2 separate regions of the Mus musculus genome follow, and region 1 is linked to region 2. A link is a loop called in an ENCODE intact Hi-C map of the cell type or tissue named here. Cell type or tissue: gastrocnemius. All regions are shown on one strand. Links, peaks and the distances in the headings refer to the core of each region. The heading gives the core; the rest is flanking DNA.

Region 1 (15,680 bases), core at 5,257-13,256, 160 kb after region 2:
AGGTAGGTTCATGCGTGCTTGAACCTCGGCTCCTCATGCACCATCTTGGCCACAACTGTTTGAGCATCTTCAAACTGAGTTTCCTTAAAAGCTACTCCATGGAGTAGGGTGTAGCGGTACATACCAGGTATCTCAGCACTGAGATAGGAGGGTCACAAGTGCAAGGCCAATCTGGAAGAGAAAAAATTATCTACAGATCAACAACACAAAACTCCTAATGCAATGTGTTTGCACGTTCCATGAAAACTGACATACACTTGGGATTTTCTCCAAGTCTCATAAATCGTGAGAAAATGTTTTTGTCCTGGTCAAAGGGAGAGAAGAGTCTGAGTCAGCTGCATCCCGGGGACCCAAGGTTCTTGTTGCTGCTTCCCCTGTCCCCCTCCCTTCCTGTCCCCTTCTGATCTGCGGTGGTGTTTAAACTGGGGGATGCTTGACGGAGGTGTGGGGCTTCAGCCTTGGCCACTTGCAGTTTTGAAACCTTTCTGGTAATTCCGGGCTGGGTGAGCCAGGAGCTGCCAGAAGCCCCTGGGTGGAGAGCATCTCAGCCACTTCCCTGCTCCTCCTCCTCCTCCTCACGTTCTTTCCTTCTCTTTCCTTCTTCTTTCCCAGACACTGGCGTAAAAGATAACATCTATAGGAAACCCCCTATCTACAAACAGCACGGTATGGTCGGTCTGATGGACTCCGCTGCTGTGTGTTGCCTGCATGTCTATTGTACCCTCTTGCTTCTGAATGCTTGCTCCTTTTGCTGTGTCCTGATCTGAGGCTGGGGGAGGCCCTACTGTCTGAACATTAAATGCACACTCACTCATAGACTCCTGGGAGGCCTCTCTTCACAAGAGAGGAGACACGTGCAGAGGCTGGTGCATGGCAGCTGGGACTGGGGCTGGGGCTGGGGCGTGTGTGCTAATTAAGAACCTTTATTTGGTGTTCTTGATGCTACTATGAGGCGCCCAGTCAAGATGGCGAGGGACTGGGGGCTTTTTACCCATGACCTGACACAGGCCTGATCTTTGGAAAAAATAATGACTTGGACCCAGTCACAATTTAGGGAGACTTTAGGTCTCATCTTTGAGAATATCTGTGATAGGATGGAATGCCTTGTTCTCAGCTAATGGGGTTCCTTGCATTGTGTAGAAGCTAGAGGTGGCTTGCAGCAAGGGTGTCTCCTATCCCTCTGACATCCCCACATCTTCTCCACATGGACCTGCCTGGGACAGATGTACAGGGAGAAAATTACTTGAGCTGTGGAGCATGACTCAAAAGGAGTCAGAGTTTCAATTTCTGGGTGACTGGGGAGGTCACTGCAGTGCCATGAGCCTCGGTTTCCTTGTCTGCAAACCAGACCCCCCTCTCGCTCTGTCCTCCACCTCCTCCACTCCATATCCTTTCCCCCTTGCCCTTTCTGTCCCCTTTGCCCTCATTCCTCCAGGACTGGGCCTGAGGTGCTCATAGAACAACAAGTGTGGAAACAGTTCAAAACTGTAAACGGCTGTTCACAGTGGAGACTTAAAGCCATCGCTAGAGACGAGAGAGAGCGGAGATTCCTGTATGGACGGCTCTTGCTCCGATGTGCCGAGGGAAAGCCCGTGCTTCCCACACTAATCAGTGCCAGCCAGCTTACTGGGGTTCGGTTTGGTTCCTCGGTGGTAGCGAGAGGCCCTGATCATCTCTGTGTCTTTCCTCTTCCTCCTCTCAGAAGGAATGAAGGGAATTGAAGTCCTGGTTTTTAGAATCTAAGCAGAGAGTACATGTATCCCTAAGGGGTGGGTGGGGGCAGTTAGATTATGACACCTTATACCAGAAACAGAACTGCAGCACCCTAGCCTTACAGGTAGAGAAACTGAGGCCCAGGCAAAGGAAGGACCACCTCATTAGGTGACTCCTGCAGCACATGCTGGGCAGTCTTTGAGGAGGGCCACGATCTCTATGCTCTCCAGAGCCCAGGATAGAGCTTGGCTTACGGGGCCTTAATTAGCCACTGCTATCTCTCATCTCCACTTGGCAGCTTAACTGTGTGGTTAATATCCATGGTCCAAGCGGAGTTGGCCTTGGCAAGGGGGAGGGTTAGAAAAATCACCTGATGACATTGACCACCAGTGTCTGACAGGGCCACACTGAGACAGTGTTGGTGTTCAAATCCTTTACTGAGCCTCCCGGGGAGGTCAGGTTCACAGTTACCAGCCACCAGCCTTGTATAAGGTATAAGACAGGTATAAGCCTGCTTGTCTGCAGGCTTGAAGAAACCCGGAGCAGCTGCCCAAGGCCAGGATTCTGTATGCTGATTCTGTAAAGAATCAGATCTTAGAGAGCACAGCCTCTGCCAGGCGTTCAGCAATGCAAACTCACGATAGGAACACAGCGAGCCATGCAAACTCTAAAGTGATGAGAAAGCCTTAGGGGCACAGAAGCTCCTTTTTAAAACCCCTGGGAAATACAGATACCCACAGTGCCTTTGTTTTCCAGTTCATGCATTTGATTGAGACCTTTGGTATTCACAAGCCCTCCCCACTCCCAATTTCAGATGGTAGTGTGTGCACACACATTGTGTGCATGCACGCCTGTGTACATGTGTGTGTGCTTGAACCCCCCTCCCCCAAGCGCTTGTCCCATCAAGGCAACTTGGCCACAGGCCTTCCCCAAGGAGCTCTGGAGCCCGATCTAGGCACCAGCAACATTATTTTAATCCTCATTCCAGCTTGAAACAGCCCTTGGGGCCATCTGAATCACAAGACTGTTTCATTAGCTTAAGATCCTATATTTAGCATATGAAAAGCAGCCACGCCTTTCCCCTGATGCATTTACCCCGTCCACTGCAAAGTCACTGGACACAGATGCTTCTGGGTTCCGTTACTGTTATTCTTCTTAGAAGCCTGAGTCTCATTTCTGCTTTTGGGAGCCACAAGGGTAGCCAGGCCTCTGTGCCCTTGGGTAGAAGTGACACTTGGTATGGAGAGCAAGATGGGGTGATCACTAATGTGCATCTGGCCTCTGTCCTTGTCCCTGGCGGCTGTCATCTTTTGACATTTTGTATTTCGATAACAGTTCCAGCTCTACTTGCTTGTTGCTTACTGGCTGTGTTAAAGAAGGAAAAGAGAGGAAGCAACTTAGGAAGTGATGGAAGGGGAGCAAGCAGGGGCGAGAGAGCTCAGGAGCATCCATCCCTGTACCACCAGACATTGCAAGAAGAGGGCCTGTAGTGCCTGCCAGGCAGGAGGCACAGGGCGTGGCAGCTGCTCAGGACAGAGGCTTCAGGATGGTCTGCACCTCAGCAGCCGCTGTGGGCTGTTGGGTTTCATGTGAAATTATAGTCACATGCACACACACGTGTATATGTGTGTGTGTGTGTGTACACACATCTACATGCACACTCACTTATACACACATATACACCTGAGTGCCCACGTATGCCTGCATTCATACATGCCTGCACATGCACACAACTATATGCACACATACCTGCACATACACACACAACTGAATGCATACATACCTACACACACACACAACTACATGCATACATACCTGCACATACACACACAACTGCATGCAGACATGCCTATACACACACACACACATACAAAGACACACACACGCATGACTGTATGCACACATACCTGTGCACATACACAGACACACACACAACTGTATGCATACATACCTGCACATCCATACAATCTGCATACACACATACCTATACACATACAACTGCATGCATACATATCTGCGCACACATACCTGCATATGCACACATACATGCACATATACACACACCTTCATACACAAGCAGCATCCAACCTTGTCACCTTGGGGAGGCAGTTGTGGGGAGAAACACGGCTGTCCTCATCCAGAGACTTAGCAGGGAGAAATGCTTCCCTCCTCAGGTTCATTCTCTTCAGAAAACTGGGAGTAAGCTCTGGGCCTCACAGTGCTTTCAGACAAATTCTGAAAATGGCAGAGCTGCTCGAACAGAAGGGACTCTCTGGACGCCGTCTCTCAAAGGAAGGAAAGCATCTGTTTTTAGACTGTTGTTTGGTCTTCCTGTTGCTGTGATAAAACCCCCTGACAAAAATCAACCGAAGGGAGGAAGGGTTTATTCCAGCTCGTAGTTCAAGAGTGTGGTCGGTCTTAGCAGAGACGTCAAGGTAGCAGGACCTTGAAGTCACATCACATGGACAGTCAGGATGCCAAGGGCATCAAAGGGCAGTGCTTGGCTTGGTTTCTCCTTTTTATACAACTTGGGGATGGGTCACCCACTTTTGCTGTGGGTCTTCCTACTTCAGCTAACCTAATTAGCCCTTTCCTCATGGGCATGCCCAGAAACTAATGTTCCTCAAAGGCATGGCTGGAGGTTCATTTCCTAGATGAATCCAGGTTACAGTGGCCATCACAACTGTCTAAGGCAAATGGTGCTTCCTCAAAGACTTCCCAAGAAGCTTGACTGTCCAGGGAAGATTGTCAGGTAGACTCTGTGTGCACAAAGAACATTAGAAACTTGGTACTCCCATGGGTCAAGTCTAGCAGAATTCCTCAAGGGACATGGGAGTCTTTCCAGAGAGGGCTTTAGGCACAGGCCTGTGGGGCTAAGAGGAGTTTCTCTCTGTCTTCTGAAGGCACGACAAGCCCCTTTCTCTGGAAGAGGGACAGTGGGTGGGAGAGAAGTCAGTGGGCATAGGCGCTGGTTCCACATCCTCTCCTCTGATGTCACTGTCAGTCCTGGCAGCAGTCGGCAAACAGATGCCATTCAGTCAACTTCACAGAAGGAAGCCAAGTGCCAAGAGATGCCAGGGGCTTTCACTAATTTATCTAAAGTGTAGTCTTTGAGCATCTACCATGTGTTTGGCTCTACTTCAGGGCTGGAGATATAATGATGGCCAAGCCCAGCCTACCCTGTGAAGCGCAGAATTGCCCCCAACACTTATGACCAAGTACATCCCTGCCTTGTGAAGCAGAGAATCCATAGAATTGCTCCCATTATGTGCACACACACACACACACACACACACACTTCCATTCTCAGTGTAATTCCAAAACAATTTAAACTGTATAGGTTGAATTCGTGCCGGGCAAGAGAAGTCCTGTCCGTGGGTCTAGTTCTCAGAGACCCATCTGGACCTGAGTAGAGAACCAAGATCCCCACTGTTCTGGAACCCTAAGGCCTGAGAACCCTAAGGTCAAGCCCCTGATTATTTCCCTGTGTGTTCAGAAACTCCTTCCCTTAAGAGAGATAGCATCAACCGGATGTGCCTAGGGCCTAGCTGTCAAAGCCTGTGCTTGGAGACTCATAGGGTGACACTAGACACTGGCAGGGGTGGCTCTACACCGAAGGCAGGCAGAGCTCCCATAGAGGCCAGAGCTGAGAATACCTGGTGGCCACAGACTGACCTGATCACCCTGAAACAGTCTCAGTGACCACCTGGAAGCCAGAGCTATGGAAGGGTAGGTACCAGCAGAAACATGGTGCTTGGCTTCCGTGGAGGCTCTGGGGCCACTGTGCTGTGGCCATCTACTCTCCGTGTCTACTTATCAATATGCGAGCCACTGGAGGAAGCACCAGGCACATCAGATGCTGCCGTGACCTTGAGCATCTCCTATCAGTTGTTCAGTGTAGAGGCAGATCTGTGCTCAGGTCTCTGTGAGCAAAGGTTAGGCCTTGTAATTTATACCCCTTGCAGGGAGAACAAAGTCTGTCAGCGGAGGCAGAAAAGGATCATGTCTGTTTCTTGTGTTCCTGTGCTCAGGACAGGGCAGGTGCACACTGTGCAGTGGGGAAGGAGAGGACGAATACTGAAGGGCTAGGTGGCAGGCACCCAACATGATGAGGGACAGGTAGATAAAGGGCAGCATGGATGAATGGATGCATCCGTGGACAAAGGAGTAGACTGAAGCGGACAAAGAGAGCATAGGTGGGTGGTTGGGTGAATAACTGGAGAACGGTGGATACAGGGGTAGGTGAGTCAGTTAGTGGGTGCACTTATCCAAAGTGGAAGATAGGTAGGTAGGTAGGTAGACAGATAGATAGACAGATAGACAGATGATAGATGGCTTAGTGAGTGGGTGGTTAATAATGCATGGGTGGATGAATGGAGCAATTGATTGGTGGATACATGAATAGATAAAAGATAGATGATAGATAGATAGATAGATAGATAGCTTAGTGGGTGAGTGGGTGGATGGATGGACAGATTGATGGTTGATGGGCAGGTTAGTGGATAGATACATGAGGAGATGAGTGGGTTAGTGTCTGGGTAGAGAGGTGGATGAGCATGCAGATGGGTCGGTGGGTAAGTGGAGTGTTAAGAGAGTAAGTAGATAGAAATGAAGCGATGAGCAGCAGCAGTACACATATGTGACACATCAAGGAAGGAGGGAAGGGATACCTGCAAATTACCTTCAGGGTTGACCTCTTGCCTTTTCCTGGCATTGCAGACCTGTGAGCTGTCCTTCATTCATTTCCTCAGACATTATCCACATGAGTTAGAAGGGTATGATGGTATTTTCCCATTTTACAGATCAGAAAACTGAGGCTCAGAGTTGTTACGGAAGCAATCTACCAACAATGCAAAATGCCTGGTGAATTTGGCTCTGGTCTGGCAAACTGCACACCTGCCACAGTTTGTAGTGTTTGCAGAGGACCTTGTTACGTCTCCACAGAACATCCCCCCCAGCAAGTGGAGGATTATTCTGGAGCCCAAGGTGGCACTATGTTGGAGTGTGTCTGGCTAGTGGATTATCCATAGCTATATGAAATCTTGAAAACCCATGGCTTGGGCTACCAGGGTGGGATTTCACATCCCGAAGAGCCCCTGAGCTAGAGCCTCTCTCTGGCTGACATGGTGGAGCAGAACTGTCAGAGCTCAGAGCTTGTCACCGCGCCCTCTGTCAGAGCTGGTGCGTTAGCCACATTCTGTGCTGCTGCCCAGTGACAGCCATTGCCTGAGCAGCAGGAGTTACACTGCCCCCTCTCTGAGTGCCTCCACTGAACCGCCCCAGCAAGGCTGGCCTTCACTGGCCTCTGGATATGGAGAGAGCAGAGGGTTTATTTCCAACTGAAAACAAAACAAAACAAAACAAACAAACAAAAAAACAAACCAGTCTCTCGTACCAGGAGATACAGAAGCCACAGGGGGAGAAACAGTCAGCATGTCTAGAATGGAAGTACTCAGTCTTCAATTTTGGCCCTATCTTGTCAAGGTCCTGTAGCCCAGTCCCCAATGTCCAAGCTCTCTGGCCTGGTGTCAGTTTTGTCCTTGGTGGTGCAGGAGGCAGGGCGCTCCAAGAGATGGGCAGGGCTGAGCCCACCGCAGGCTGCAGGTAAGAAGCCTGTCTGCTCTCCTCCCTGAGCTCAGCCCTAGCTGGTGAGGATCCCAGGGCTTCCAGAAATTGCTGTGTGCACGGGTTTGGGGTAGATCTTGGTCTCCCTGCACTGTCTGAGTCCTGAAATAAATAGACCAGCATGCCTTGCATGGTTTCTTTGTTTACTCCTGGGAACAGGGTCAGCCCAGTGGGACGATAAAAATGCTGCCAAGAGTCTTCTTGGTAAACACGCTGCTGTGGGGTGAGCCCTGGCTCTGAGTGAGCTCATCTCTGGGCACACTGTCACTCTGGGCACACTGTCACTCTGCTGATTCTTGAGGACTCCTCCAGTGGCATAGCTCAGGGCTGGTCAGGCAGCTCAATGGGGCAGGCAGGGGAGAGAACCTGAGTTCATGTCACTCTCAGCCCCCTCATCTCACTTCATGACGGTCTCAAAAGTGAGACCCCTCCCTGAGCCTCAGTCTCTCCATCTGTGAAATGAAGCAGATCCCAGTTTTGCAGAGTTCTTGATGGGAAAGAAGCAGTGATGCCCAAAAGCATGTGTCTGTGTCTGACACCAAGGCCGTCGAGGCGAGACCTTCTGTCCTTTCAGGGTCTCCCTCTAAAGGTCAATAGTATGTCCATCAAATGCCAAGTGGCTCCACCTGAGGATGTGGCTGCATTTCTCCAGGTTGGAGGTGTGGCTAGAACTAGAGTAAGGCCATATGTGGCTCAGGACACGCCCACCTCCTGGGCCACAGGCCCCCAAGGAGGCTGCTCCAGTGTGTCATTCCTCCAGCCTGTGAAAGGCATTCATTGCGTTGTCCTTTTGGTTGCTTTTCCTCCCCCTTTTGAGCATTATGTAAAGTAGGGCCCAGGACAGACACAGGGTGAGCTGCCTTTACAGACCGACTTTCCCTTCCAGCTGCCAGGCGATTGGACGTGGAGGACAGCAGCTTTGACCAGGACAGCAGGAAGGTAAGGAGGGGGACCACAGCCCTGCGGGGTGGGATGGCCACTCCAGTGGAACTCCAGTCCTTTTCTCACTCTGCCCCTGGAGTCCCAGGAGGACCAAGGTGGGAGCCATACTCGTCTGCCTCCCTTTATACTCTGTATGGGCACATGCTCTGCCAGGGTCCTGCCTCGGCCGAGTAGCCAGGCTGTGGTTCTGGGACTGAGGAGATACGAACATTGACAAAGAAATAACCCCAGTGCATTCTGGGGTATTTGACATGAAGGTTCTAGAACAGCTTGGCAGGTGGTTTTTTGTTTGTTTGTTTCTGTTTTGTTTTGTTTTTTAAATGAATGGCGGAAAAGTCAAATGTAATAGACATTACTGGCATACCTCTTTGATGTGGCCAGTTGTAAAAGTGCCCCGAGAGGATGTGGGGGCCAGACATCACAACAGCAGGCTGCAGGCAGCATTCGGCCATCTCTCCAGCTGCATCATGAACTTTCAGAATGAGACGCCTTTAATGGTGAGACGGGTACTAGACGTTTGGCTTCCCGCAGTGGAGTTGGCTTGTGGGTTAGGCGTACGGAGCTCCTTGAATGAACGTTCTGGTGAAACGTTTCACCATCGCAGATGACCTCAGTGTTCCTGTGACCTTTTTTCCTCTACAGAAGACAACCTGGCTGCTTCTCAAGGGGGATGCAGACACCAGAACTAACTCTCCAGACCTGGACAGTCAGTCGCTGTCCCTCAGCAGCGGGACTGACCAGGAACCTCTCCAAAGAATGGCAGGGGACAGCCTCTACTCACGTGAGTGGCTCTTCTGAAGCCCACAGGAGACTGCCAGCGAAGGGCCCCCTACTGAGCGGGCCCCCAGATCTCAGCTTTATTGCTCCCCCCCAATTAAGCCTAAGAGCTAGCAACAGCATGTAACCCTAACATTTGGATGGCAGAAAGATTGCTGTGAGTTTGAGGCCAGCCTGAGCTACATAGTGAGACTCTGTCTTAAAAATAAAATTAAAACAAAACCAAGACCTCCCAAACAGCCTAAGAATGTGAATCAAGCCAGGTAAAGCAGTGTCTCTCCACAGTGACATAGCTAGCTAGTGTGTGCACAGCGCCCCCTCGTGGTTCTCTTGGAGCAGGCAAGAAAGCAAAGAGAACAGCTCCCAGGGCCTCTTTTCTCTGGGGGCAGATGTGGTCATGGTCAGGAGGCGAGCACAGACCTGGAAACTGGTACAAGGCACTGTCCTGGTCCCTGTAACACACCGAGAAAGCACTTGGAGTTTCCTAGGTAATACGACCCGATGTCACGGGTAGCAAAGCTGGTGTATGCTTAGCCTTGCGGGTGTTGTGAAGCCTGGCTTAGGGATGATTCCCAAGGATAGAGTACATTCCCATCCTGTTGTTCACTGAAGATGCTGTAGGTCCCAGGCAGAGCCAGCACAGGCTGCAGGCAGGCTCAGTCTCACACAGAAGCAGCCTCTGGTCTAAGCTGGGCCTAGCAGTTGTTGTCCATAGCTGTGGCTGAGGTTGGACGTAGAGGTGACGGGAATCTGTGGTGTGAGAAAGCAGAGGGAACCCCGCTGGCATCACGGTGGTACCGACTCTGCGTGAAATCTGCCTGCCCTGCTAACTGGCTTATGATAGAAGCCAGAGCAGCAATGCTGACTCTCGGGTCACTAGGCACCAGGCATACAAGAGTGTTTTGCCTGGCCAACAGCATGACCGTTCTTAAGACCCTCACTTCTGAGGCACTATTTAACCACTACACAGGGGAGGGACGAGTGGAGGTGCAGGCAGCCGGACATTGTGACCAACTGGAAACTGGAATGTTGTTCTGTGGGGAGTCTTTGTAAGCAGATGATGTCCCTTGGGATCTCAGAGCATGCACACAAGGCTGATGTCAACGTGAGAAGGCACACCAAGTGGTCCCACAGGTCTGGGTCTCCTCAGGGTTCTTTTGGGGGAAGAGCTAGCTGAAGGCATGGTGAGAGGAAGTGGAAAGTCCCCTGTGCATGTCTACATCTGCTGGGTGGCTACGATATCATCCCTCGGGACTCCATCCCAAGGATCCTTGCCCTAGGTGGTTGTCTCATGCCGAGGGTGCACATGTGCTTTGTGGGACTCCGGTTTGGACAATGGAGGCTCCTCCACAGAGCAGAACGTAGGGGTTGCCTATTACCCTCGTTGCCCTGTGTAGTGTTCTGGCCTCCAGGCTGAGACTCTGGACTGCCTGAGACTCAGGACTGAGGGAAGCAGAATACAGTGTGGGAAGAAGCAGGGCTGTAGATGTCACCTCTCGGGGTCCTGCTTTGGCTGTGGCCATGCTGTGTGACCTGTGTGTGTACCTATACCACCCTGTGGCACTTTCTCATCTACAGGTGCCAGTACGGGGGTGTTCGTCCCAGGACCTTTTGAGTGCGCTGGTCTCTGTGAGGCAGGCTATTATCAGGTGTCTTCACTGGTCATCCCCACAGTGACAAGGGCTTGTCTGTCATCCCTTTCCTCTGTTGCATCCCCACAGCAAGCCAATGTGAGTGATGCAGCAGCTGTTATGTGAGTTCACCTGGCCCTTAGGAACCCAGGCACCTGTGCTGGCACCTGTGCCACAGCTGAGGAAGGGGGGGTTGTCTGCACAGCAGAACCTTTAGTGAGGGTTTGAACCCAGGCACCTGTGCTGCTGGCACCTGTGCCACAGCTGAGGAGGGTTCTGCACAGCAGAACCTTTAGTGAGGGTTTGGACCACTCCACCTGACATGTGCCAGCAGTCATAACTACATCCCCCTGCCTCTGCTTTTCTCCTGGTGTCCAGACTTCATGTCACCGGAGTAGGAAACCCACAGTGTCTAGCATTGCACCTGTGCCCTTACCTTCATCCCACTGTGCTGCCCAGTCCCATGGGACAGCCGTTCTCTGCCAGGCACAGCTATCCTACCAATGGGTATACATTTTATTATAGACATGTTTCTTGGCTCTGTGGGAATGGTTATTGATAACTGCCCGAGTCTGCATGAAAAGGGACAGGGTTGGCTTTTGTTGTAAGAGGAGAACCTTGAAGGCCTTAGAGTGAGACTTGATTCCCCGAGTCCTCTCCTTTAACTTGCACCGTGTGGACACATGTTCTCTGGACCCTACATCTTGATCTTTCTTGTCCTATCCTCTCTCTTGGGGTCCCTTACTTACATATGTGAGTACAGATGTGCACACACAGACATGGGCATGGTAGTCAGAGATCTGGTGGTATAATTCAAGCATTTGGGTCACAAAAGACACTACCCAGGGGTCTCAGTGGTTCCTAGTAAGGCCCCAAAGTTTTCAGAGGAGTAATCCCTGGCCTTATTTCACCAGGTTGAGAGGAAGGTGGGAGGCATGGGCTCAGGGCAGCTTGGGGATTGGAGACAAACGAGACTCTGATTTAATGATTCAGGAAGTACAATTCACTCCAGACTGCCCTGTGCCATTGGCATTGGTGTCACCTCCGTGTCCTCCACCATGAGACCCTTGTGGAATATGGAATGGTGGATGTGCCAGTGTCTGCTGATGAGCTCATTGCCCCCCCTCCCCAGCCACTCAGTAGCAGCCAGCGGCAGGACTGGATTCTGTGGCTCTGTTCTTCTCCAATGGAAGGAAGGGAGGGAGGGAGGGAGGGAGGGAGGGAAAGAGGAAGGAAGGGAGGTAGGGAGGGAAGAAGGGAGGGAAGAAGGGAGGAAGGGAGGGAGGGAGGGAGAGAGGGAGGAAGGAAGGAAGGGAAGAAGGGAGGAAGGGAAGAAGGGAGGAAGGAAGGAAGGAAGAAGGGAGGAAGGGAAGGAGGGAGGGAGGGAGGAAGGAAGGGAGGGAGGAAGGGAGAAAGGGAGGAAGGGAGGAAGGAAGGGAGGGAGGGAGGGAGGAAGGAAGGAAGGAAGGGGAGAAGGAAGGAAGAAGGGAGGGAGGGAGGAAAGAAGGGAAGAAGGGAGGGAGGGAGGGAGAGAGGGAGGAAGGAAGGAAGGGAAGAAGGGAGGAAGGAAGGAAGGGAACAAGGGAAGAAGGGAGGGAGGAAAAGAAGGAAGGAAGGAAGGAAGGAAGGAAGGAAGGAAGGAAGGGAGGGAGGGAGGAAGGGAGGGAGGAAGGGAGGGAGGAAGGGAGGGAGGGCGGGCCACATTCTTAACCCTTCATTCTTTGACCCCTGGAGAGTTCATGTTGAGAAAGAGTTGTCTCTTGTTGCCATGTCTATGGTTATGTCCTCCTGGCCTGTCAGTCATACCTGGGAGTACTGAGGGTGGCAGCCAAGCAAGCACCTGGTGGTAGAGCTGTGACCAAGAGCCCTATGTGACAGAATCTGCAGGTATCACAAGTGGAAGATCTTTGGCATTTCCAGTACTGATTGGGGTTCAGACAAGCAGGAGCAGTCCAGTCACCTATTCCACAGGCCTTGAACACCTTCTGTGTCCCAGCCCTGTTCTAGGCATGGGACCAGAGCTGGGCCTGACCTGTGGAGCTGCAGTGAGATGGGGCCAGTCAGGTGGTATGTGAAGATTGGCAGCTGGAGCATTCTGGGAAGGGTGCCATGGAGATATAAGAAGTCTCCATGGAAGCCAGTGCCTAGCAGGACTCAAGATGTGGTCCTGGAAGCAAGCGGTTCTTGGGAAGGGATGAACCAGCCGAAGGCAGATTCAGGGCTAGCAAACTGTGTGGCCAAGTTACTGTTACCAGTCCCCCCCACCCTACCCTGTGCAATGACAGCCCTAGAGGACTTAAGGTGTCTCCCATGGGACCAAGTTGGCTGGAAGGTGACAGGATGTGGCTGCCAGCGTCTGTGTTAGAGAGGTACTCTGGCCAATGCACAGTACGCATGAGCATTTGTAGATTGGCATCTGCAGAGCCTGAGGGAAGGAGACACAGTGGTATAGCAGGGAGAGGGACTAGCCAGCCACAAGATGGAAGCAGGCATGGCTTCCAGGAAAGATCCAAAGTCGACAAATGTGTCCAGGAAACCATGAGAGGGATCGACACAGAGCACCGTATTGGTGTCTGGCTGGCTGGTAGAGCCCCACCTAGTCACTGCTGTGTGACCTTGGGTCCCCTAACAAGCTGCGATGGTATGAAATTCCCTCATTTACAACAAGAAGAATGATCCAGGATCACTCCCTGTAGCATGAGGTTCCTGGGCCCTCATGCAGGATGCCTGGGCATGCAGTCTCGTGAGGACATCTTGGTGGAACACCCAGACACGCAAGTCAGAATGCAGTGAACCTGCAGCCACCTGCCGGCTCAAGCCTGTCCCAGTGACTTCCCCAGCCTGAAACTCATACCTGCTCAGGGACATTGAGTTCTGCTGTTCAGAGCTGAGAGGAAATATCCTGGACAGAGCAGGCACTGGGAGTCACATACTGGACCCCAGTGAAGGAATGGTGACCTGCAGTGACTTGCCAGTCAGTTGTCAGAAGAACGGCCTGGGATACTGTGACAAGCTTGCACCTCCCACTGCATCAGGAACTCTTTTCTCCCAGTCATCCGCATCCCGAGTGTCCAGTCACCATCCTGACCTCTTATGAGCCATCCTAAATAGAACAGAGCCAAGGATCACGTGCTGATCATTCTAAGGGAGATCAGCAGTGTGCTTCATAGTGGCTATGGATGGGCCCCTGAGAGCCAGCACAGGGCTGTGTAGTTAGGCAAAGCCTATGCCTAGTCCAGGAGTTGGGGGGTGGATAGTGCCTGAAGAGCCTTCTATAACCCAGGGTCACAAGCACACAGCTGTGAACTTGCTCATGGTCTTCTGTCTTTTATACTTTCCTCTTCCTGTGCATGCCCACCCCTCTCTCATGGCCCCACACTCTTGAAGGTCATATGATCTTATCAGGCATACAGGTTCCTAGAAGACCTGCTTGGGCCATTGATCTCATCCAGGTCACATGATCTCCCTAGGCCCCAGCTCCCTTGTGTTCAAGGCACAGAGGTCCCTGGGCATGGGATTGAACCTTTGGATCGTGAGGGGGCTTTAAATACACAAGTTATCTGCTCTGCTGCACACAGGACTCTAGAACCTTTAAAATCACGGGATGGCAGGTCCCTCCCTAAGACAGATTAGCAGCTCCAAGGACAAGACCTTCATAGATACACCTGTCTGGTTCTTCTTGCTAAGCACACCTAAAAGGAGGAGGCTATAGCGGAGCAAACAGCCACAGGAGGGAAGGGGGAGAAGGCTGACCACCGCAGTGGGGACAGAGTATGGAGATGGAGGCCTAGGAAAGTGGTCTTTATGTATTGCTAGGGTTTTCTGCCTCCTAGCTGGTGGGATGTACACACAGCAGCTGCGGCAGAGATTGGGGGTCAGGGGTGTGGACACCAGCGACTCTAAGCAAGTCAAGAAGAATGGAGTAGCTTTTTAATCAGCACTCTAAAAGTCAGTGATCAGTCTGCATGCCGGGCTGTGAACACTGGGCCCAACAGCACTGTGGCTTGCTAAAATGGAAGACTACGTAAGACCCCATTTTTTATTACAACATTTGGATATCCAGGAGGCAATCAAAAATGACTTGCAGCAACTGGGAACTGTGATGGTAGCATCCGAATGAGGATGAGAGTCAGCAGACTCAAAGGAACCGGGGTTGGTGTCATCCAAGGAGTCTAAGACACTCGAAAGCAAGATGCTCCAGTGAGCAGTTGTGTCAAAACCAGAATAGAGAAAAAGTCTCACCAAAGAAACACAGATTACTTTGCAAAAGGAGTTAGCTGAAAACTTGACATTGAACTGAAAGGTAGAAAACGATGTAAAACCCTGTTGGGAGGGCTCAGCGACAGGACGGCTGACTCCGACAGAGCATGTCGGAATCTTCGTTCTAGTCTGGACCATGGAGAGAAGGAAAACAAGCACCTGGGACCTGGAAAAATGATTTTTGCATCTTTGAATTCCTAGAAGGGGAGAAAGAATGGGTCAGAACCCCTCAAAGGAACAATGGCTGAAACTCTCCCGGACTCAGCTGAAGACTCAGCTTTATAGCCTGCAAGATCAAGAAGCTGAGTGAACCCCAGGCAACCAAAAAAGTCTACATCAAGACATGCCGCTAAACTTCTGAATGCTAAGGTGTAAAAAGCAAAACAAACAAGCAACAGAACAAAACAAAACCCCCAGCTTGTTGGAAGTATGCAGTGAGAAGAGCAACGCCATCTGCAGGAAGCGCTAGCTGATGGCATCCACCTCCTTATGGAAACTACAGGCACAGGAAGCAAGTGGTTTGTCTTCGTGTGCTGAAAGGAAGACCCGGCTGTGAGTTCTACATCCAGTGGGAATATGCTTCTGGGAGGGAGGGACAGGGACCTTCTCAAAGGGGGGGGGGGGACTGAGAGAAGTTGTCACCTTAAAGAGTGGTTATGGGACCGTTTCCAGAGAGAACGTGATCATTTCAAGCATTTAAAATCTCAGAAAGGGAAGACCCCAGGCATGGGA
Region 2 (15,680 bases), core at 4,637-12,636:
TCCCTCCTGAGTCAGGCAGAGGATGGCTGCTGTTCATGTGGCTGCCGAGACTGGTCGGAAGAAATTGATCCTGGTGTCATGGTTCAATATGGAGGACCCTGACCCCTGAAATCAAGGGTACTGAACAGGAGGAGTACTTAGGACTGGAACAGGACTGGAGGGTAGAGGGTGTGGGACGCAGAAAGCCTTGCTCACTGCATCTTGCCCTACAGACAGACAGAAGCCAGGGCTTGTTGTTTATCAGCCATTTGGATCATGGAACCTGGTCACAGCAGCCACAATAGGCAAGATGTGTTTCTGTGGGTGTTTAAACAGAGAAAAGAAGCAGGCCTAGGTGGGTGGGGTCATCAGAGGGCCTAGACAATCAGGGGAGGGTCAGAGAGAAAGAGAACTGCCCCTACACCACACACACACGCACACACGCACGCACGCACGCACGCACGCACAGGCACAGGCACAGGCACAGGCACAGGCACAGGCACAGGCACAGGCATAGGTACATACATACACACAGGTACACATCTGCTCACGCATGAGCCCGCTCACCCTGTCCCTGGCTGCAACCTTAGATAGATGGCAGGAAGTTGACCCAGGAGCCTGAGCCTCTCAGGTCAAGCATTGACGTGATCCAGGTGATAGGAAGGCATGCAGGAGCAGGGGGGCAGTTGCATGGAGCCTGGGGATCAGAACTTGGGAGATCTGTAAGTAGTAGTTGGTAACTCCCTAGGGCTCCAGCCATGACTAGCTGCTGGTGAAGAGAGGTGGACCAGTCCCCTCTGGTTTGCGACCTCTACAGTCAGAGGTTGGGCAGCCACAGCTGTGTGACTATTGGGATCCCTCAACCTTATGCAGCCTCGGTGTCGTCTGTAGAAGGCGTTGATGAGGCGGACTGCACAGAGCTGAAAAGACATGTACACTGCTGAGAAGGGGGGAGTGCTTTGACTGTGTGTGCCAGGCAGAGGTGGCTTTGAAGATGGGACATTAGAACTGGGTTTAGGGGAAAACATAGGAGTCTGGCACACAGCTTCTCTAACAGCATTCACTTCATCCTTCGCTTTCGGACCCATCATCTGAGCCTCTGACACACTGGGAAAGGACCTGAGAGGAAACCTTTGGGTACCCTTGTCTGATCTATTTGGGTTTCGACATGCACTCTGATCACTCCCTTATCCGAGTTGGACTTATCCCATCAGCCAAGGGACTGGCGCCTTAGTGGGTGAGCTGGGAGCTTCTGGTTACAAGGGACCCTGTTTGGCCGGGTCCTCAGAACTGCCTGGTGAAGCATTGCTGCCTGGGTCTTTCTGAAGTCACAGAGGAGGGAGCTGAGGAGTCCAGTACTACAGTCATCAAGAGGCTGCAACGGTACTAAGGGCCAGAGGAGCCCCTCCACATAAATATCAGATGATGACAAAAGACGCTGGGGGCACACAGGGGACACAGTGTCTCCCCTATGACTCAGGGGATCCTGACCATGTGTGATTGTGGGCACCCAGCAGCTCAAGGTGCAGGGGTGAAGAGAGAAAGATGCCTTGAGGCATCTGTCAAAGGGAAATCTGTTTCCCCACACTGCCTGTGCCTGGGACCTATAGGACCCCATGAACTCTCCAAAGGGAATAACCCCTCCAAGCCATGTCCCATCCCCCAACTGTGATATAGAGCCCACCCCTTCACAGTGTCTATGAGTCACCCATCACCTTGCTGACAAACTTCCACCATCGGACAAACTTCCAGCACCGTAGCCCCTCTGCCTCTACCCTGACCCACTTCCTGATCCCTGCTTTCACATCCTCCTTCTAACTCTCTGCTTGGAGTCACCTAGCCAGAAAGCCAGAGCTGCCCTGGAGATGCCAACGTTCCAGCTACTACCTTGCAAATAAGATCCTCACCAAACCTGTCTTTTAGAGCAAGACAGACTTCCGGGGTGTGTGTGTGTGTGTGTGTGTGTGTGTGTGTGTGTGTGTGTGTGTGTGTGTGTGTGAGAGAGAGAGATGCTCTGGGTTATTCAAGTGACCACAACTGCCTTTCTGTGTCCTTGTTGGAGTGAGGAACAGGGGACACACCTCCACTCCACACATGAACATGGTGTGACTGGGATGAGGTGACTGGACCCCTCGAGGGCTGGTGTGCACCACACAGCCCCTGGCCTCACAAGTGCTGCTGCTCAGGTTGCTGTGAGCATGGCCCTGTGTGGTGGCGTCTCCGTTAAGCTTTTTGCAGTAAAGTACAAGTGACAGGAGCAGTCATCGGGGGTTCACACCCTCCTATGGTTCCTATGATCATGTCTGAGATGGACCTCAGTGTTCCAGAGATGGACCAGGACCCCGGGGAGGCTGACTTGCTCAGAGCTGTGTGAATTGAACGTTGCTGCATCCCCAAAGACCTGCGGGTTGATAGGACGGTTCCCAAGGTGCCACTGCCAGGAGATGGGGTGACGGCACCCAATTTGACCTAAGTGGATTTTTCTGATGCCCCTGCCGGCAATGGTGGGATTCTCAGCTCAGGTGGCTGCATTGCTGTGGATGGCTGAGAGCCAACATGGACCTGAGCCCTCTCTGGTGCTTACTTGAGCTGTCCCCCTAGAGTCCCTGATCCCTATCCCCTAGAGGGGAGGGGAATCCTCAACTGCTGAGGTCAGGGCTAGACTAGCTTCTCTTGGCCCAACACAGGCCGTGCCTGGAATGGGTGTATCCACAGTCATCTCTGAATATGACTGTTTGCTGAGGCCTTTACGCTGGGCTCTGGTCTAGAAGTGGTCATCTAGAGTGACTTCATTGCTCAATGATCCTTTTCCAGCCTCCTGAGATGAGCATGATGGGAAAGTGAGAGGAGCTATGGCAGTTCTGGGAACAGGGAAACACGGCCCAGGAGTCAATACTCACTACCCTCCTCCTAGGGCGAGCCTGTCTCTGTCCTCAGACAGAGGAAGTCCCCCCCACCCCACCCCACCCCGCTCCCACTGCATCTGCCAGGCTGCTAGGTCCCCACAGAGATGTTCTCAGCCTGCTGACTGGGTCACAGAGGCATCCTTGACCTCCAGACGCCATTGCCTCAGGTCTTTAGAGATAAAAGCCCAGGATTTCTGCCTCCCTAGGACACAGGCTGTCAACCCATATGTGACCAAAAGGACTGGCTTTGTAGAGGTGTCACGGAGAGCAGGGAAGGGCCGAGTGGGTGCCGTTTGCCCACTAAAGCAACCTGAAGCTCTGGCTCAGGTCACACAGAGGATCCCTGTGATCCTGACCCCCAAGCTACTCAGTTCCTTCGACACCTGCATGTATCTGTCCTGGGACAAGCTGGTGCAGGGTAACTGTGCTCCCAAGAGAGTGAAACAGCCCTACTGCAGTGGGGCTCATGGCCTCAGAGTCAGGCCATGTGTGAAGGAAGGGAGTTGCATAGACTTGGGAGACACTGGGCCTCCTTCTAAAGCTCGGCTTCTGAGCAATGGGTCTGTAGGCTGCTGCAGCCTTCGGCAAGCCACAGGATATCCTAGACCCATGCTAATGGGAGAGCAGTAAGGAGTGCACCAGGCCCCAGCCTCTACCACCCCGTTCTGCCTAGGCAGAGATTCTGCTGGCGACTCTGTCCCCACGTTGTCTTCCTCCTGCCATTTGCAAAAACTCAAGGTTGGGTTACTTCAGTTACAGACAATGACACAGAGGGTCTGAGAGGTTAAGACAGTGTCATTTGTTACTTAACCTTGGTACAGCATGGTAAGGCTTTTGGGATGCCCTGGGCTCACGAGCATCCTAATAGGAAACAGCACTGTGGCAGGGCCAGCCCAGGGAGCACAGTAGAGCTCTCAGAACACCCTCACCTCGAGCAAGTCTCACCTCAGCCCCAAGGCAGCCGCTTTGTTTCTGTGCTGACCTACCCGGGCTCAGAGAGATTTATCTCCCAAAGGCCCCGCAACCTGAGGTAGATGGCAGCTGAGGACACCTAGTGGCTGACAACTTGCAGACTGGCAGACTGGTCCTTAGTTACCATGACAACTCTGGCTGAACCCAGAGTAGGTCATCACTACCTTTTATCTTCAGCACCCCTCCCCCTGTGGCCCAACCCTCCCAAGAATGGGATGGTCAGCAGCTGGCAAAGGGCTTGGGTGGGGGAGGAACTGGTTCTGGAAAGTTCTCTGCCCATCCCTGGTGGGGAGACAGGTAGAAGCATCTGCTTCAGGAGGGCTTTGAAAGGTGAACAAGACTCCTTGGTGTTTAGCAAGGTGTGGAGTGGACACCCCAGTTCCTGCCTGACTTGGGGAGAGGACAGTGTTCAGGGATACATGGGAGCTTTGGGACACTGTGACACTCAGTGCCATCAGAAGCCATTAAAGTAAGAAATTTCACTTATTTAAACATGACTGAAGGAGGGGCTTGGAGCACTTACAGGCCACTTACAGCCCCGCCGCCCCGTGCCATGGTGTCCCCGATTAACAAAGGAATGACCTGAACCACATTTCCTGGGCTGGAGACTCCAGAGGTCTTAGGGACTAGGTGACAGCAGAGGCCAGAGGAGAGCAGGCAATCGCAGGGCTGGGGAGGGTGGCCTTGAGGCCATCACATGGACCAGGCCTGTGGCTCTCCTGACATCATCAGGGATGAAGAGATTCTCAAGCTGCACTCAAGGTGTAAGGTGACATGTCCTTCCGGGCAGGCTGGCAGGGAGGTCACTGTATTTGGTTGACTCTGGGGCTCAGTTCCTCCTTGCTGTGTGGTAATGGATAATCTGGGTCCCCACATCTCCCACTGCCAACGAAGGCCATCATGTCCTGAACTGCTCTCAGGCAGGTACTGTGAGGATAAACGATGCAGGCTTGTGTCATATACACAAGAGAGCAGAGGAGAGGTCACCTTAGGTCCAGCTGAGGGGGCTCCCAACACCTTCCCTTTTCAGAGACAATGGAATAGAGGACGGAGGTAACTGATTTGCCAAGGCCACACCATGAGAGAGCCAGCAGAAGGCTTTGCTGCTGGATTCAGTCCTCACTGCAGACAAGGTGGGGCTAGGCTGCAGTGTGGGTCCAGAAAAGGATGGGTCATGGGGCTGGGAATGGGGCACAGCCTGGGCTCCTGGGGAGGCATATCACACACCTAGAAGATACCAGAGTTGCTGAAAAATATTTACTACTGTTTGGTCCTTCAGTTCCCCCCAACCCTCAGCAAAATAATAATAATAATAAGTTGCCCACACCCCAAGAAGAGGAAGAGTCCCCTTGTATATGCCCCTTCTCAGGTTGTCAGGATGGGTGGCCAGGGGCCAGCCAGGGTGCCCGGCCACAGAAGCGCTGGGGCACCAGGTTGGTCCTGCGGAGGTTCAGTTCTGAGGCAAAGGTCCTTGCTTTCTGGTAGAAGAAGAGGGACATCTCACGGTCCACGAGGAAGTGGTGGTAGATGGTAGCCAGGCGGGTGTAGATCTTCAGCTGGGCTTTCTTGTGGCCCAGGTCCACGGCTGCTGCCAGTGCCAGCTGGTAATACCCAGCTGCATCAAACGGGTCCTGTGGGCAGATATGTCGGACTGTGCTAAGCCAACTCACCGGAGTGGGGGTGGGGTGCCTGGAGCATCCCCCCACGGACGACACGATCTCAGGGTCACTCTGGTATATCTACTCATAACCAGCAGCAGTGGGCGTGGAAATACTTTGAGTGACCTCCAAGGACTACATGGTCCCAGTATCCCTCTCATACACAACCCACCATGATGGTGGACCAACAGAGCCGCATCAGGATACTATGGGGATATCCCATCTTACTGAGTCACAGCCAAAGCTTAGCCTTTTCCCCCAACATGGCTGGAGATTTCTGGTCTTTGTGTTTGGAGATCTTTTGTTGTTTTTGTTCTTTTTTTTTTTTAAGTATTTATTTTATGTGAGTATACTGTCACTGTCTTCAGACACACCAGAAGAGGGCATTGGACTCCATTACAGATGGTTGCGAGCCACCATGTGGTTTCTCGGAATTGAACTCAGGATCTCCAGAAGAGTAGTCAGTGCTCTTAACCACTGAGCCCCATGTATTTGTTCTTTTTTGGGGGGGGGTTGGAGACAGGGTTTCTCTGTGCAGCCCTGGCTGTCCTAGAACTTGCTCTGTAGATCAGGATAGCCTTGAACTCAGAAATCCGCCTGCTTCTGTCTCCTGAGTGCTAGGATTAAAGGTATGCACGGCCACCACCCAGCTGGACATTGCTTTTTAAATCTGTTGCCACTAAGGGTACACCAGCTTGGGTGCTGGCTCAGAGCAGCTCCAAGTCCCACCCAAGTGTGATCCAGAGACCCAGATGACCTGGAACAGCATTATGGCCACCCCTCAGTTCCTTCCTGTGCACACATCCACGTCGTCCCTTTCCTGAAGCTCCCTCCGTCCTCCCAGATCCCAGAGCCTAAGGCCTTGACCTGCCATGGCCTCTGCTTCTCTCCTGAGCCTCTCTGCTGTCTGTATCTGACCTTGCCTTACTTCTAGTCACTCAGGGAGTGTACAATGCATTCCCAGGAGGAGGTGGGTCTCCTGGGACAGCCGGGCCTCACTAGCTCTGGGGAATTCCTGGGCCCCTGTTGTTGAGTGTGTACATGTGGCCCACATCACTGGGACCTAAGATGAGGTGTGACACCCCCACCCCCAGCCACTCTCAGGTCAAGGTCATCTTTGCCTCAAACTCAGCATTCTAGTAGGATGCAAACTGCCCCTGGACACACCTCACAGCAATCTCCTGAGACCCCACCCAGCCTGCCTTCCCCCCTTCCACATCTGGGACATCTTCCTCAGCTGGCAACAAAGTCCAAGATCTAACAATGTCTTCTTTGTACCAGCCCCACAGAGCCAGGACCCAAGAACAGAGTGGACCACATACAGCAGATGGTAGGTACTCTTCCCCCTGGGCCTAAGGCCATCCCTCCCTGGCTCACTCTGTGACATGAGGAAGCATGAGAGGTACCCAGCACCTCAGCAGGTAGAAGGTCTGGAGGAGAGGGTACTCAGCTATGTGGGAAGCCAAAGTGTGTGCGCATGCACCTGTGTGATAGCCTGGATTCACACCTGTGCCTGAGCTGTGACCAGCAAGGATTCAGAGAGGCAGGCTAGGATCAGTGTACCCCTTCCTGAACCTGAGTTTCCTTCACTATGAGGCAGGATGCTATTATCTCCACCCATCCCTCCTAGGTGACTAGGAAAGGCAATGCCATGGAATTCCAGTAAGGAATTGTGGACAAAGGCTGACATCCTGGGTGGGCTTCCTGGAAGAGGCACCATGGTATGGGCTGGATTCTGCTATGTGAGTGGTCAATGTTCATACATGTCCTTGTCTCTTTCCATTCCTTTGGGAGAAATCACCGCATTCAGGAAGCTTCCTAGTGCCTTTCCCACTGCTGGGAAAATATGGTGCCCTCTGCCTTCTGTTTGTTACATGAGAGGGCCAAGTCTGACCAGCACAAGAGGGTAGTCCTGTCTGCCGACCTCGCTGACTTTTCAGAGTCAGGTCTGGCTCCAAGAGAACGTGAGGCCATTGCTGGGAGACAGTGACTACAGTGTAGACCCCACACTCAGGTGGAACAATGACTCTACCCTAGGCTGAGCCCCCACCCTTCCCCGCACTCAGACAGAGCAATGAATGTACCCCAGGCTGAGCCCCAACCCTTTTTGCCCACCTTCAGGTCATAGAAGATGATGTCACCCAGCACCAGGTAGACCTTCACATAGTACAGGGTCTCCTCATCGAATTCCAGGGGCGAGCTGCAGAGTGACAGGGCCTTGAGGAAGAAGTGCTCAGCCAGTTCCCCGTGGCCCAGCCGGTGGTGCAGGGTGGCTAGCCTGTGGTAGGCCACTCGCTCATTCAGGCGGTCACCTGGGGGAGGGGGGTGTGCAGGTGGAGGGGCAGGTGTGAGGACACTACCCAGTAAGGCAGGCAGGCCGAGGACAACCTACACAAGTCCAAGTCCCCCCCACCCCTGCCGCCCGCCCCTCCGTGTGGAAAGCAGGGCAAGCGGGCCGGCATGTGGTCCCAGCAAGAGAAAGAAGCAGAGAAAGCCCCCGAGCTTTGCTCTCTCCTAAGTCCCTGCCCGCTCTGTGCTCAGCCGTGGGCTAGGCACTGCAGGCTCAGCAGAGCTGCTGAGCTGTTCCCGCAGGAGATGGGAGAAGCCAAGCCTCCACACCTGGGACTGGAGGCCAAGCAGAGCTGAGGGCTGAGGACTCACCTAGGGTGATGCTGAGTGCCAAGGCCTCATGGGCAAACTCCAGGCCCTCCTGGGGTGCCTCCAGCGCGGACAGAAGGGCCACCAGCTTGTTGCACAGGCGCAGTTCCACTTCCTGGTCTCCTACAGTCACAGCCAGGGGCAGTGCCCGGTCCTGTTCATATACTGAGGTTAGGTATCTGCAGTACCCACCAAGCAAAATTCCTCCTAAGCCCACATGTGTGTGAGGAACTGTCACCTCCCTTTGGTCTTTCCATGGGACAGAGGTTGGTTCTGTTCTGACATCCCAGGCTGGGAGCTGGGGTTACCCCCACATAGAGTGGCCACTCACCCGGTAGAAGGACACAGCTTTCTCCCGCTCCCAGGTCCCATTGAAGAAAATGTCCCCTGCTGCCTCAAACAGTTCCAGGCCCAGCTTGGGGTCCCCAGTATACAGGGCTGCATTCTGTGCCACCTGTAAGAACCAGACGTTCTCTAGAGATTGTACCTTCTGGAAAGGCCGTGTCTCTTGAGACATGGGTCTCACACTTGGAGACACCAACCTCCCTCTGTCCCTGTGGGTTTGTGGCTCTGAGGAGAGGAGCTTTCAGGACCAGAGAGCTAGGAAGTTTCAGTTCAGCTGCATCCCCAGAGCCTAGCAGGTGTGGGCTGCCCGGGTGAGCAGGGAAGCACTCGGGCCTGGCTTTTGACCTGCCCACTATGTTGGAATCACAGCTGGCTGCCCCTCCTGTGGTTTCCCACCATATCCTATTCATTCCTGACCCATCCATACCCACTTCTCTCCCATCAGTGCTACAAGACAGAGCCTGAGGCTGGGGCTTCTCTGCTGTGTTCAGGGATGCCTGCAATGCCTGGTACAGAGTAGGTGCACAAAAAACATCTGCTCAGTGATGAGATAATAAATACACCCTCGCTCCAGCTTCTAGGCAGGACCTTGATATTCTCTCCCAGCAGGTGGCGCTAGCTCCCCACCCTGGCTCAAAGCTGCTTGATCTCCAGTCAGATGGCCCTTCCCTGGGCTCCTGGATCCTAGATCCTCACTTCACCATGCCACGCCTGTGCTCCTCATCTGTCCAGATTGCCGAAGCAAGCTCTTCTGTGTGCAAGCTGAGAGGACACATCATTCCTACGTACACTAAGCACTTGCTATGTACTGACAAGGGTGGGTACTATGCGGGGGCCCACCTTCTGCCCGGGGAGCTCAGATGGTTATCAGAGAGGCTGGGCATGGAGGGGAATTGAGGAAGCCAGAGTGGGAAGGTGCACAACTGTGATGGGCGGGTGAAGAGAACACGTGGATGGGCATATGGGTGGATGAGGGGATGCACAGGTGGGTGGGTGGACAAATGAATGTGTAGTGAAGAGGAGATGTGATGGATGGATGAGTGGGTAGGTGGATGAAAGGATGGATGGGTGGATAGATGGCTGGTGGGTCAACGGGTGAGTGAGTAGATGGGTGGATAGGTGAGAGGGCAGAATAAATGGCTGAGTAGACAGTTAGGTCAATAAGCAGGTGGGCGCAGGGCAGTGGGTGGGTAGATAGGTGGGTTGGGTGGTGAGGGAGGGAGCCAGTGCACCCTGCCAGCACTGAGCGCACCTGGATGTATAAGTCCACCAGCTCATTCTGACGCAGGATATAGTAGATCTTCCCTGCCTGCAGCCAGGCGCGTGCCTCCTTCTCCTTCTGCTGCAGGTCGATGAAAATCCCCAGGCTCCGTTTAGTGTAATCCAGAGCCGACTTGTAGGCCCTGGGGTCAGACACAGGCATCAGAACAGGATCTGCCTACAGAACGGCCTGGAAGGTCAGGACCTGAAGGAATCCTCCGTGGGCAGCACCATGTCCTGCCCCAGGCACCCAGTCACAGCATGGAAAGACAAAGGCAGTTCTTCCGAGGGAAGACAGGGCAGCTATGTGTAAGGAGGCCTCTATGTGCCATCAACCCCAGCATGCTGAATCCAGCCAGTAATGGCTAGCTGTATGTCAACTTGACATAAGCTAGAGTCATTTGGGAAAAGGGGGTCTCATTTGAGAAAATGTCCCCACCAGGCTGGCCTGTGGGTAAGCCTACAGTATGTTTTCTTGATTGATGTGTGAGGGCCAGCTTACTGTAAGCAGAGCTACTTCCAGGCTAGTGGTCCTGGGCATTTTAAGAAATCAGGCTGAGCAAGCCAGTAAGCAGCACTCCTCCATGGCCTCTGCATCAGCCCCTGCTTCCAGCTTCCTGCTGTGTTTTGAGTTCCTGCCCTTTCTTTCCTCAATGATGGGCTATGATATAGAAATGGAAATGAAAATAAACCCTTTCTTCCCTCAAGTTATTTGTGGTCATGGTATAGAAACCCTAACACACAGTCTGTATTCTCTGAGAGATATTGGCATACGGCAGAATTCAGATCATTCACCAGGGCTTCTTAAACTTGTATATACTGCAGTGTTACAGAGGACTGCTCTCAGCAGCGGCTGGCCCTGAGGCCTGGGTGGGGCTGAGAAACTACAACATGCTCCAGGGGAGATGGACAGCAGCCCAGGGATGTATCCAAGAAGTCTGGCTCCAGGCCACCGTTCCTGCTGTGAGTCTGTGCTAGGACAGGGGTCTCTCCTGTTTCCTCACAGGGTCTTCCCTGCTCTGGTGCCCCCTGCCTTAGGAGAGGTGTCACACTGAGGAGTTTCCCAACTGGCAGGCTAGCCAGAACTTCAGTAGGTCACACCTCCAACATGACCCTGAGCCTTGGCTCCAGGGTAGCTAGTTGGCTCTGCCCTCTGTGGTGAGAAGCCTGGAGAACACATGGCCACCATCGGACATCTGGTGGGTGAAGGACACCCACCTGGCCCCAGGCTGACAACTAAAGACTAGAGGCAGGTAGGGGTCAGATTACAGCAGCAACCATGGCACGGGGAGGTTGAAATGACTGTAGTGGTGACCCTTGTTTAACCAAGAGAACAAGGGTAGGAGGGCTAGTCCCCCATCAGAGCAGGGACCATGCTGGGACTCCTATATCATGAACAATGAATGGCATGCTCCCCAGCCCTGGAGCATTGAGGTTTGGCTGGTTCCTGAGGGGAGGGGCTCTCCGGGGTTTCTGTGCCCCGCCCCCTTACCGCTCAGTGCCCAGCGACAGGTAGAGCTGGCTGATGGCCTCCAGCAGCTGTCCCTCCAGCACCTTGTTGGCGGTCTTGCGTGCCAGTGCCAGTTGGAACTCGTGGTAGATGACACATCGCACCTCATTGGGCATCACCTTGCTGTAGAAGAGGCACAGCTTCTGCACAGCCTGTAACTGACCTGGGTGGGGACAGCAGGAGGATGTGTTACTGTCATGATGCAATCACCTTTGAGGCACCCCAGTGCCTGTGTGTGGAAGGGCTGAAGGCCCCATTCTATGACTCTCTCTTCCTCACTTCTGAGCTGGGTCCTCAAAAATCAGAGATCTCAAGCCCAGAGCCAGGCTATAGAGCCGCAGGTCTGTAGAGAAGCATACCATGGGCTTTCCATCAACTGGAAGCAGGGAAGGTTGTAGTGCTGATCAGCTCAGCCAGGCCAGGGGTGGATCCTAACCAGGCGTTTGCCCTGTCCACACCTTTTGTTTCTGTCTTACCACACCTTCCCCATCTCCACCCTGGCCATCAGGCCAGGGAAATGGCAGCTCAATATAGTCGGACACACAGACAGTACGTAGCCAGCATCTTTCCTGGCGCCTGCCACGTAGGACAACAAAGTCAGTCTACATCAGGCTGTGCTCTACCCATAAGCCCAGGCTCCACCCAAGAGGCAAGGCTCCAAACCATGGCTCACTGGACTATCCCAAAGCCAGGGGCTGGGAGCCATGAGGCATTCTCAACTGTCAAGACAACTTGGAAATCAACACAAAGGCAGAAGGCTTAGCCATGCCATAAGCAAACCAGGTCTTGAGGGTTCAGGTCTGCTCAAGGGCTCATAGGGCAGTCTCTAAAGACACACTCCAGGCACTGACCAAGTCTCAGGAAATGCAAAAAGATGGACATCATTGGGAATGTGTTCTTTGGCTACAGGGCAGCAAAATAGAACTACAGAATGAGTTCAGGGCCAGGTAGTGCAACTAGTGATGACTTCTCTCAAAGAAGACTGGGAATACGGAACGGTTCCAGAGCGTTCATCTAGCACATGTGAGACCCTAGGATGGTTTGTTTAGTTCTGCTAACCAAACAGAGGGACAGACAGAAAACAGTAACGGTAGAAAGTCTAGTAAATTCATGGATACATGAAAGTTCAGCTGCCCATTTCCGAATAGCCAGAGGTTAAAGGAAGAGACACAAAGGAAACAGAAGCATAGAAGTTTAAGGGATTGGAAGTTAAGGGTTGGAGACATGGCTCGAAAGTCAAGAGCACTAGCTTCTCTTGCAGAAGACCTGAGTTTGATTCTTAGCACCTACATGGCACCTCACAACCCTCTGCAACTCCAAGTCCTTACCTGCTGAGGGATTTCCTCTGTGGCTCCCTTTACACAAACCATGTCCTTAAAACCTCATGTGTATATCAAGTTCTCTGCCAGAGAACAGACTCTAACCAGACGCACCTCCTCTCCATTTCCACAGCCACAGTGAACGAGCATCCTGTAGACTTGATGGTTCTCCAGCCCTCTTGGGAAAGGGGGCAAGTCATAGGCTAAGGTTCCTGATGATGCTTAGCCGCCCCCTCTCCCAGCTGAGGCTTACCATTCAACACTGCAAAGTGAATGGATTCAGCAGCCCCGCCCTCAGCTCCCCCAGCACTCCCTACTCGGCTAACCTTTCCTCAGATCATTAGTCAAAGAAGTGTCCCCAAGCCACAGGCTGGAGTAGAGCTGCCCATGACCATCTGTCTCCTGTCCAGCTCCTGGCCCTAGCAAGAACGTGGTCCCTCCCACCTGTGGGTGGAGCCTGGATTACACCTGCACAAGGTCCTTGTAGGTAAACCTGACCGGCTCTGAAACCTGGTGACTTCTAATGAAGAGGCCATGTGAGGTGGTCAGGGCAGCAGAAGACAGAACCAGAGGTCCAGCTCACAGAACCCCAGGCTGTGTTAGCTCAGTGGGACCCCAAGTCTCCGTGTTATGTCTGGGAGGGCCTCCACCTCAAGATGGGGCAGTAGGAAGGGGTTGTGGCGTCCTTAGAACAGTGATTCTCAACCTTCCTAATGCTGCAACCTTTTAATATACTTCCTCATGTCTTGGTGACCCCCCAACAACAAAATTATTTTTGTTGCTATTTCCTAGCTGTATTTTGCTACTGTTGTGAATTGTAATGTAAATATCTGTTTTGCGATGGTCTTAGGCAACCCCATGTGAAAGGGGTCAATGGGCCTCCCCACCCTACTAGGGGGTCGGGACCCACAGGTTGAGAACCACTGTTCTACAGTGTGGTACTCTCAGCACACCCTTCACATCTAGCCCAGCGCAGGAAGAGGTGGAAGAAGTTTGCATCAAAGGTAGTGGCAAACATCTCCAGGTTTCCATGACTCAGTGGGAGGTCTCTGTCCCCTGCCTCCCACCCCAGGGTGTTCTGAGGGGGGAATGGCATGCTTTCTCAGAAGCCAGCATGACCCACGCAGACCCCAGGAGGAGGTGTGGAGGGGGAACAAGGTCAGTCAGTACTTACTCTCCAGATGGTCTGTCTCCACGGCCACCAGAAAGGCCCACTCGTAGTAGCACTTAGCCTGCTGCGGGAGGGCCCGGCGTGTGCACAGTTGGCCCAACCACAGGAGCACCTGGGTGAAGTCCCGGCCACACACGCCACTGGGCACCTGGGAGAAGAGCCCCACAGCCTCGCGCAGGTAGTGCTGGGCCAAGCTGCGTGCACCAGCTTGCAGACACAGGGCCCCAAAGTTAGCCAGGACCACTGCCTGGCTCTGCAGGTGGCCCTGTGCATAGGCCATGTGCAGAGCTCGGAAGTAGCCTTCAGCAGCCTGTCGGGTCCTGCCCATCCTCTTCAGGGCCATGGCCACCATGTTCATCATAACACACTCCTGGTCCTTATTGGCCACGGCTGCATCTGAGATGCACTTCAGGATGTCCATGGCTACTAAGCTGTTCCCACAAAGCATGTGCAACCAGGCGAGGGCCACCAAGCGGTCCACGACAGGGTGGACCCCAGCTGCAGTGTCAGCTTCTGCAGCCTGAGACATGAAGGCAATGGCCTGGCTGTACTGCTGGTGGTGACTGTACAGTTGAGCCAGGCTGGCATAGAGCGGCCCACGCAGTGCCTGTCCTGTGCCAGGAGCCAGAGAGGCCAATGCCTGTCTGAGGTAGTAAGCAATCTGGGAGGGAAGGCTATGACCTGCCCTCCTTTGGCTGTTTGGCCCAGGAACATTCTGGAGTACCAGGTCCACACTCCTCAAGGAGCCAGGCAGAGAGCACCTTGTCCACAGTGAGGACACTCTGAGGCAGCTCAACGCCAGATGGGGCAGGCATTTCCGGCCATAAATGTCAGCCAGAAGCAGGTAACAGTCTTCAGGCCATGAGGCCTGTGGGCTCCCTGCATCCCTGTTGAGGCGAAGCAGTCTCTCCAGGTATGGCAGGGCCTCCTCAGGCTGTTTGAGGTGGGTGTAGTGCCTGGCCAGCAGGAAGCAGGCCCGGGCCTCGGCCTGTGGGCTGAGGCCACAGATGACCCTGCGCAGCGCATACTTCAGCAGCTCCGCATCTGCGTTGCAGGAGTGGCCGGGTGTCCCCAGGAGCAGTGCCGCTGCTTTGGGTGCCACCTGCACACACTTCTCTGCGTTCTTCTGCTTTAGGTACACAGTAGTCAGGCTGCTATACACTGCCGCCACCAGGGAGAGGTCCCCAAAACTCCCCTCCAGAGCTCCCAGTGCCTCTTCAAAGTACACCCGGGCCTGGGATAGTTTGAGCTTTCGGGCACACAGACGCCCCAGCAGGAGGCAGAGCCTTGCCAGGGCCATGCTCAAGTCGACTTTCTTGGCAACTCCTCGGGCCTGTGCCAATCGTTCAGCCAGCTCTTCTTCATCATCAAAGCCATAGAGTGCGGTGCTCAGCCAGGGAAGTGAGATATCGTACAGGCTCCGGAAGTGGGCCCCATAACCAGGGGCATTCAGGACCTGCAGCAGTGAGTCCAGAGGCTCGGGGTCTGTCCAGTCATCCTCAGGATCCAGGCAGAAGCGGGGCTCCTCAAGGTCCAGTGAACTCGCTCTTCTGGACACCCCTCCAAGGCTCCAGGACACCGGGGCTTCGGGGTGGTCAGGGCAGGCCTTGCACTTTTCTAAAATGTTCTTTACCATCTGCAGAGTCCCATGTGGTTCTGGGTTCAGGTGAGGCAGAGACATTTCTAGAAGTCACAGAAGGCCAGGTTGGATCAGCTGTGGCCCTGAGTTCCAACTTGACCTGGGTGGTATCCCCCACCACTGTCCCCCACCCACTGTTCCACTAGCTGCATGTCCCTGCTGCTCCACTTTCTGGACGACACTTTCTGATTCCAGAACACTAGAGTTCTGGTTCCTCTTGTCAACCTTCCTGCCCAGAGTTTTCAGAGACCCCGAATGCTAGA

The links. A loop is a pair of places that touch in the nucleus more often than their neighbours do. Peaks named below come from ENCODE experiments on the same cell type or tissue, not always from the same donor. Only the 100,000 strongest peaks of a DNase experiment are listed, where the experiment ranks them.
Region 1: it touches region 2 in a loop (4-fold over the local background); 8 of 42 quality-filtered maps call a loop at or near these places.

The regions. Positions count from the first base shown.
Region 1 is chr5:35,848,904-35,864,583 of GRCm38, forward strand. It overlaps Ablim2 (actin-binding LIM protein 2), which reads left to right. Exons shown (of 22, transcript NM_001177696.1): 14 at 1-2; 15 at 613-666; 16 at 8,225-8,277; 17 at 8,923-9,061. Among named protein-coding and RNA genes, the nearest start is that of Afap1, 37 kb to the right of the region's middle. In gastrocnemius, for the core only: a CTCF peak has its summit at 9,380 (motif pointing left); DNase peaks (open chromatin) are centred at 6,912, 7,500, 9,084 and 9,376; H3K27ac peaks cover 2,089 bases.
Region 2 is chr5:35,692,081-35,707,760 of GRCm38, forward strand. Sh3tc1 (SH3 domain and tetratricopeptide repeats 1) reads right to left here. Exons shown (of 18, transcript NM_194344.2): 12 at 13,782-15,461; 13 at 11,271-11,451; 14 at 9,771-9,921; 15 at 8,505-8,627; 16 at 8,177-8,327; 17 at 7,631-7,827; 18 at 5,100-5,488. The coding sequence ends at 5,231. Among named protein-coding and RNA genes, the nearest start is that of Htra3, 20 kb to the left of the region's middle. In gastrocnemius, for the core only: no CTCF peak of the experiment used is centred there; DNase peaks (open chromatin) are centred at 9,141, 10,820 and 11,287.